3 separate regions of the Homo sapiens genome follow, and regions 1 and 2 are each linked to region 3. Evidence: chromatin loops called from intact Hi-C (ENCODE). Cell type or tissue: B cell. All regions are shown on one strand. Region 1 has its middle 170 kb from the start of HDAC9. Region 2 has its middle 150 kb from the start of HDAC9. Region 3 has its middle 88 kb from the start of MIR1302-6.

What was found. A loop is a pair of places that touch in the nucleus more often than their neighbours do. Peaks named below come from ENCODE experiments on the same cell type or tissue, not always from the same donor. Only the 100,000 strongest peaks of a DNase experiment are listed, where the experiment ranks them.
Region 1: a loop joins it to region 3, with 7 times the contacts of the local background. A loop is called at or near these places in 15 of 110 quality-filtered maps.
Region 2: it touches region 3 in a loop (14-fold over the local background); 15 of 110 quality-filtered maps call a loop at or near these places.

What each region holds. Positions count from the first base shown.
Region 1 is chr7:18,320,046-18,322,545 of GRCh38, forward strand. It overlaps a transcript of HDAC9 not described here. Among named protein-coding and RNA genes, the nearest start is that of HDAC9, 170 kb to the right of the region's middle. In B cell, CTCF peaks have their summits at 1,121 and 1,326; a DNase peak (open chromatin) is centred at 1,126; H3K27ac peaks cover 410 bases.
Region 2 is chr7:18,344,324-18,346,823 of GRCh38, forward strand. It overlaps a transcript of HDAC9 not described here. Among named protein-coding and RNA genes, the nearest start is that of HDAC9, 150 kb to the right of the region's middle. In B cell, CTCF peaks have their summits at 1,486 (motif pointing left) and 1,687; a DNase peak (open chromatin) is centred at 1,518.
Region 3 is chr7:18,214,081-18,216,580 of GRCh38, forward strand. It overlaps a transcript of HDAC9 not described here. Among named protein-coding and RNA genes, the nearest start is that of MIR1302-6, 88 kb to the left of the region's middle. In B cell, no CTCF peak of the experiment used is centred here; a DNase peak (open chromatin) is centred at 1,561; H3K4me3 peaks cover 530 bases; H3K27ac peaks cover 830 bases.

The DNA.
Region 1 (2,500 bases), 110 kb after region 3:
AACTTACTTCAGCACCTGCTAGTCACTATAGGCAGCCTGACTTTTAACAGGCTCATCAGCAAATCCGTGGATGAAATGTCTTGAGGACATTCAACCACACTGAGGGGCCCAGTGATCATCAAGGATGCTTGCAGTAGCAGCCTATTAACTTCCTTTTATCTGCTTATGAGATTAATTTGGGTTGATCAGATACTTGATTGTACTGTATTTTTCTCCCTTCCTGTACTCTGTGGTTGATTTCTCATTAAATCCAGTGGTGACACCTCCACAAGGCTTCGAAATCTGTCTTTAACTTCCAGCTAATGGAGGAGCTTGCTGTGAATAGTACAAGCTCTTATTTTTCAGGACAGTAATAATGACTGAGGGAATAAAATCCTTTGTACCGGCTCTCCTGTCCAACCTTGAAAGATGTGTTGCTGCAGGATCGGTGGCTCTTCAGAGTATCCCTTATTGTCAATCACGTTAACTAATCACCAGCAGAGGACTCTTGAATTTGGCAAACTTGGGATTTACTCTTTAAAAGTGCTGTTAGCTCATGGAACTTGAAGGACCTGTCATTCTTTCTGCTGACTCATTTTTTATTCCTTCATTGTGCTCTGGTATATGAGGAGGAAGGGATCTCTATTTTGGTAGATATAATTATGTCCTTTAGTGAATTTCTGAGTGAGCAGATAAGTCTGACATTTCCTCCCACTTTGTTTCTCTCCTTGGACACCCCCCACCCCAGTTGTCACAATAGTGTTGTGGAAAGAGCACTGGGCCGGGGGTAGACCCTATTTGCTTGGCCCCTGCTCTGCCTGTGGCCAGCTGTGTGACCTCAAGCAGTCCCATAAACTTTTTAGGAGAACTTTCCAATTGTCCACTTTCCAGCACATTTATCTAAGTCATGGTTTAGAGGAAGAGAGAAGAGAGAGATAATTAAGGAAATAACTAGTATTGAGAATAAAAATATTTGTCTTAGGTTGAACATATGCAATCGCCATTTTTGTAGGCTACGTATTTTCATAGAACTTGACCAAATAGGTTCCTCTATCCACACCTCAAGGCCTAAGGACTCTAACATATGTAAGGCAAGTTCTATAGATGTGTCAGAAATTTCCCTACTCAAGTCAGATCTGGCTTGAGTCCACCTAGTGGAGGAGATGGAAATTGTTCTTAGTATTTACAACTACTTTTTCTATCTCTTCCCTTACATATTATTCTCTCTCCTCCCTGGTTAACTCCAGACCTTCAGAACCTTCATACTCTTTCCATCCTATCCATTCATCATTAGTTCATCTACCTTATTCATCTCCCTACTTGTTTCACATGTGTTTTTAATACTTACCATATTCCATGTACCACACAAGAGAAAGGAAAAAGGTGAGCTAGAGAATGGTCATAAACTCAATAACAGGCCATTCTAAATAGGTGATATGCCTTTATGTTGCTGAAGATACTCCATTTTAACCACAGAATCATTTTATATGCTTTTTAAAAAAATGTTTGTGTTATTGTGGAATTACAGGAATAAGAAAATTACATGGGAAAGTGGTTTAGTTCAGAAATTGTACATATTGGTGAGGTTTGGAAAGACTGTTCCTTTATATACTGTGCCTTTTTGAAGAAGGTTCAAATTCCTGTCTGATTTTAGGTAGCACATGAATAATTGCCTTATTAGCTTTTCTTCTCTTTCCTGAACTAAGCCAAGTTCCAATCAAATTGTATAGTGTGCCCCAGATGAGACGCGCCCTGGTGCACAATAGAACCATATAAATGTTGTTATCCACTTCTTTTAAATTGGAGAGCTGTAACTTTTTTGTAGCTTTGAATATTTCATTTAGAATTTATATAAAAAGTAGGGCAGAAATCGAAATATTTCTGCTTTCCATTATGTATTCGCCTCATTTTTAGAGAGATATTTAACATTTCAAACTAGTTAAATTTATTTTACTCTTCTTTGAGGTGAGAATGCCTTTGAGATTTCTAGTGGAATAAATGTAAAGCTCCCATGTCACTCGGCCTTCTCAGGTCCTTTCTCTCTTATTTGAACCATCTCCTGACAATAACATTTAGAACAATATCATCTACATGTAAAGCCTGTATTAAAGTAATCCCTTCTTCACTATCGATTTAGCAGCATTAAACACTGTTCATCTGTAAAGCTGGGGCACAATCAGAAAATTATTTTTTCTAGTCCCATACTTTAGGATATGAATGTGAGCATCACAATTTGAATTACTTGGCCTGTTTCTTTTTCATAATCACAAACTTTGGGCATAAGAGAAAGATTTTTGGATGTTGAGAAAGGGATATTGAGTGTAACTGTCATGGTTCTAAGCTATCACAGAGTAACTAATTTTTGTGGATTACCATATCAGATATCACAGAATCCATTTTACCTCCAAGAGTATAGTTAGATACATCTTTGATTTGTCAGTGAGAATAACTTTCAAGGCTTACTTAATGGGAACGTATCATTTTGATATACCGCGTCCCTTATCTTCTACTTAGCAAGAGA
Region 2 (2,500 bases), 130 kb after region 3:
ATTTCAATGACTTCTTCCAACAAGCTTATAAGGTATTATTATCCTCATTTCACAGATAAGGAAACTGAGGTTGAATGGTTAAGAATATTGGCCAAGTAGCACAGAAAGAATTCTAATAATATTGTCTGATTTCACATATAGATTATGTTAGTGACTGTTTCATAGCACTTATGTTTACAAATGGCTTCCAGAAATTGTTCAGGTAGTATTCGTACTTAAATAGTAAATCAAATTAATCTACCATTCTATTGGTCTTAAAATCATTTTTCTTTGCATCCCAAATTACCATTGTAAAGTTTTCAGGGAAGATAGAATCCACATATTTTCAGCCTTTGTTTTGGCAGAAAAAAATAGGAGTTAAAAATTTGCAATTTGTTCAAAGTGCAAATATGCTGTGGCATTTTGGCATTATTCCAAGGGCACAGATTTAACTTGGAATTTTGGTGGCTGTTACTGGGAATGTACTGTTTATCAAATTCAGTGTTAACTGCACAGTTGAAGATTTTCTAGCAAAACTTTCTCTTTTTAACACTGAAAAAAATTCACCAAATTCTAAGGATTGATAAGTAAAATCCATAAGGAGCTGCAGTCTTTAATGAACAAATCTTCTATTAAAAAGTAATCAGTCAGGTCATTCCACAGAGAGCTTGCATAATCGGGATTTGGATGATCTTGGGCTCTCTACTAAAAGCTCACGGCCTCACATCTTAATGGAAATAAGAGAAGATGAAGTTTATAGCCCTTCACTTATGTAATGAGTGAAATAACCAGCAAGCAAACACCTGTCAGATGGTAGTAGGTGCTCCTGAGAGGTATGACAGGTAATAATTTAATCAGATGCATTGGTAATTCTATGACCTGAAAGGGATATTGTGTTTCCAAAGCCCAGAATTTTCTTTCTTCTAGATAATGCTGTGTCCTTGTGTACAAAATGACTTAAAATGAAACATTAGAATGTAGAATATATTTTAGCCTAAAATGTTCTTTAGTTCTTCATTGCTTTCAGGAATTTCTCCCTCCTTTGTGCTTCTAAATTGTTAATCCATGCAGATCATACTAAGCATTATTTCCTTTCATATATTAGAACAAATATCTGATTAAGAGGTTATTGACATTAGGAATCACAATTCTCCTAGCCAACCACACAGCGGGATTCAAAGCTTGTTCATTTAATGAATTGTTGTTTAGTGAAAGTACATGATTGTGTTCTCATAAGACACTTTGTTCCCTTTATTATTCAACAGAAGACAAAAAAAAAAAAAAAACTACAAAATTTCAAGGACAATTTTTTGCCCTTTTAGCTTATTATGCTCCCTGGAACATACATAGAAAGAGGTGCATTTGTTTCTCACAGGTGGATGAGAATTCATTTTATCTTCTTGAGCCAAGGCCCTGAAGAATCTGATTTTCACCTTTTATTTGACTGGGTGACTGATTCTCTTTTCTTTACAAGTTGGTGCTGCCTATACCTTCATTCAGCATTTTTTTTCCCCTTTTACCTGTATTTTTGGGATTTTACTCCCCCTGCTGGCCTCTGGCATGCATTAGAGTTGACTCTTTTCCAACGACTCCTGTTTCTGTCTGTTTCTCTTCAAGGAGCCGCATGTATAGTACATTTATGTTCCAAACACAGCAGAAACGACATGAGTTTAAAGGTAGGTATTTTAAGTTTTCAGGAACTCATTTTTCTCAATTTTTTCTAGAGAGACTAAAGTAGACCAATGCTAATTTAGAAAATATAGAAACAACATTCTGAATTTTTGAATGCTAAATGTAATTGGTTTAATTACAGATCATTTTGCTAAAGAAAAGTTATGTTATGGCCCATAATGAAGAAAGTTTCTTTCTCCTTCCTAGGATAGCAGTAATTGTGCTGCAAAAAACCCAAAATGTTTCTATTTTAAAAATGTCTTATGAATTATAAAACCTTTGAAATTGATGGCTTGATGTTGCAGATAAATTGAACTAGATTTCAAAGTACAGTTAACTTGACAGTGCTTTGAAACAAGGGTCACTCATTGTCATTACATCTTTATGACTATTTTTATGAGAGAATTTGGATAATTTAACTCTCAAAAATTGTCACATGCTGTTTTAGCTTTTGTAGTTTTGCTTTTGTTAGATGTCACAACCGCTATTAACACAACTTGCATTTTTTCCTTTCATTTATGTTGAACTAAAAGATATATGTGAATATTTTCTGGGAATTATTTACCTTAGATTGAAGAGGAGAGTTGCAGTTTTTACATTGTTCTTTTGCTGTCATTAAAAGAAAAAAAATCATCTGACCAGGAAATAGTATTTTTAGTAAATATACTCTCAGAATCTTCTCCTTCCCATCTGAAAATAAGATGTTTTTGCTTTTTGATAAGGTAATGGTCAATGGGATCGAAAGACACTTTTTTCTTCCACAATTACAATAGACACTGGTATGGTTTATTGATGATTCTCATCAGTTATATTTCACCAAAATCTCATAGCAACAGGAGAAAATTTCCCA
Region 3 (2,500 bases):
TTATTGCATTTAAGCCTCACTACAACATAGTATTATAAGGTATATATTTTTATTCTGTTTTGCAGATAAGGATGTCACTATTAATATAACATTTTTATATTAATAGAGTATAATTGTTCTAGAATTATCACTAGAATGATGATTATTCAACATCATACAGAAAGTATTACAGCCAGAATTTGAAGCTACTCTTGTATTAATGGTGTGTCTGGCTCAGGATCTTTAATTCCACCCATTAAGCTATGAAAATTGGCATTTGACCTAACTAGGGCTGCTTTTTCAGAGGTAAATGCATGCCTCTGGCCATCTTCATATACTTCAAGGAATTTACAGTATTGCTTCTTAGCATTTATTTTAAGCTCAGATTGTATGTGAAAGAGTCTGATCTCTCTCATCCCACCTTGTTAGATGAATTATAACTGATGTGCTTTAAAAATAATTCATACTGCTGGGGAAAAAATCTCACTTTGATGCTTTTCCAGTATATAGTTAAGAATTACACTGATGGGTAGTAATTGAAGAAATTGGTAAGCACTTGTGTGATATGAAACAGCATAGGAAACTTATATATAATATATGATAGCCATTATATATAAGCTTATATATAATGTGTATAACATTTACAAAAGCAAAATAATACCTTTATGTTTTTATTTAACAAAGTGAGATAAATTCATTAGTGAATGCAGCAGGGCATACCTGCAAATTCTGTCATAGGTAGCAGGAAATAAAGCAAAGCATTGTTTATAAAAAGACCTCTTTGTTATGGTTCTGTCCACTCAAAGCAAACTGATGGGGGCATGGAAAAGATCTTATTACTTTTGACTATTTTGGAAGAGCATACTGTTGGTATTATTTTCATTTGCAGCTATAAAATGGTACTTCTTGAAAGATACCATAAAATAATAGAACAGTTTATACTTAAGTACTATGGTATGATAATGGGCTTATGCTGTTTGTTAGCAAAGAGTTGGTGTTATTTGTTGTTTCTTGGAAATGAAAGGGAGAAACAGATAATATTCCTTTCTAATAAATGGATTATTCTATTCTACCCTATTCTATTAGACAATTTTATATCCAAACAATTACTGAACTCTATTTTTCATATTTCACAGAGTTGTACGCAAGATCTAGATTTGAATATGAAATCTGATACCTCCGTGGGCCAGTCGAAAAAAGCATTTTGATATCATTAGATGAGAGACATTATAGACATATTAGTTCTAGAGAAAGTCCCGGTCCTTTCTTTATGTCAAGAGATTTGTGTTAGAAAGAGCCAACAAGGCCTATGCACTCAATTAATATACATCAGTTTTCTGTTAGCATGTAAGGTCCTATAGTTGGTGTTCAAGAAAAGAACATGATACATGAAAAGTGATCTTTGCCAAATGTATCCATGTTTATGCTAATGTGGGTAAATTGTTCCTCTTTTACCATGTGAAGGATTGGTAGCTTAATAGTTTGCTTTGCTTAAATGATTTTATGTGGCAGTGTTGAGGATCTGCAGAAGTGACTGTGTCCTTGCCCTCAAAGAACTTTTGGCATTTGGCACCAAAAGGGGGCACTGCTCTCTTGTGACATAAAATGTAGTCCCCGAATAGTGGGGCTTTTGAAGGTTAGTGACTCCAAAGGAAATAGTAGATGAAAGGAAAACGTATTTACTTCATCTCATGGGGGTCTTTCTTGCCTTGGTCTTCCTGAAGAAAAGATAAGCATTGGGCTGAAAATGTTTGTTATATACCCTTGGGCACCATTGGCATATTCCAAGCTGTTTTTGTCAATCATATAAATACATATTTAGACAATTTCTGAAACATTTCTCATAAAGAAAGAAGTCATTCATCTGGTATATCATATTCATATGCATGATGGCTTTCTAGAGTTGTGTCATTTCTTCACTATGGCTTCTCTCGTCTCGCACCTCTTCAGAAGGCACCCTTCCTTTCTTTTTTCAGTAAATACCACAATTTTATTTTTAGGTGTATGCAGCATGAAATGTATGTGTGTATGTGTGTGCCTGCGTGTCTGTGTGTGTGTGTGTGTGTGTGTGAGAGAGAGAGAGAGAGAGACAGAGAGAGTTTGAGAGATAGAACAGAGAGATTGATTAATTGGTTGATTGATTAGTTGGTTAGTTGGAGCTTTTCCCAGAAAGTTTTCCAACTGTTCTTATTGGCATATTTGAAAGTTTAACAAAATCTCATTAAAGTTCATGGATTTCACTGAAATCTCTTATTTTTATTAGATAATCAGTAATATTATAAGTATACATAATCTGCCATCCCAATATTTTCAAATTTTAGTTCTTTTTCTATCGTATTGGTAAGAATGTTACAGTTTCTTCCTAATGTTGGTGATAGGCATCTGTACATCTGGTTTTGTTGGAAACAACTCTGCTAAATGTTTAATAAGGTGCTCATTGTAAGTTAAAGATAGGGAATCTTTATTATATTATAGAACTACCCTGGCCTATGCACATGTATTGAGATGACTGCATGTTATT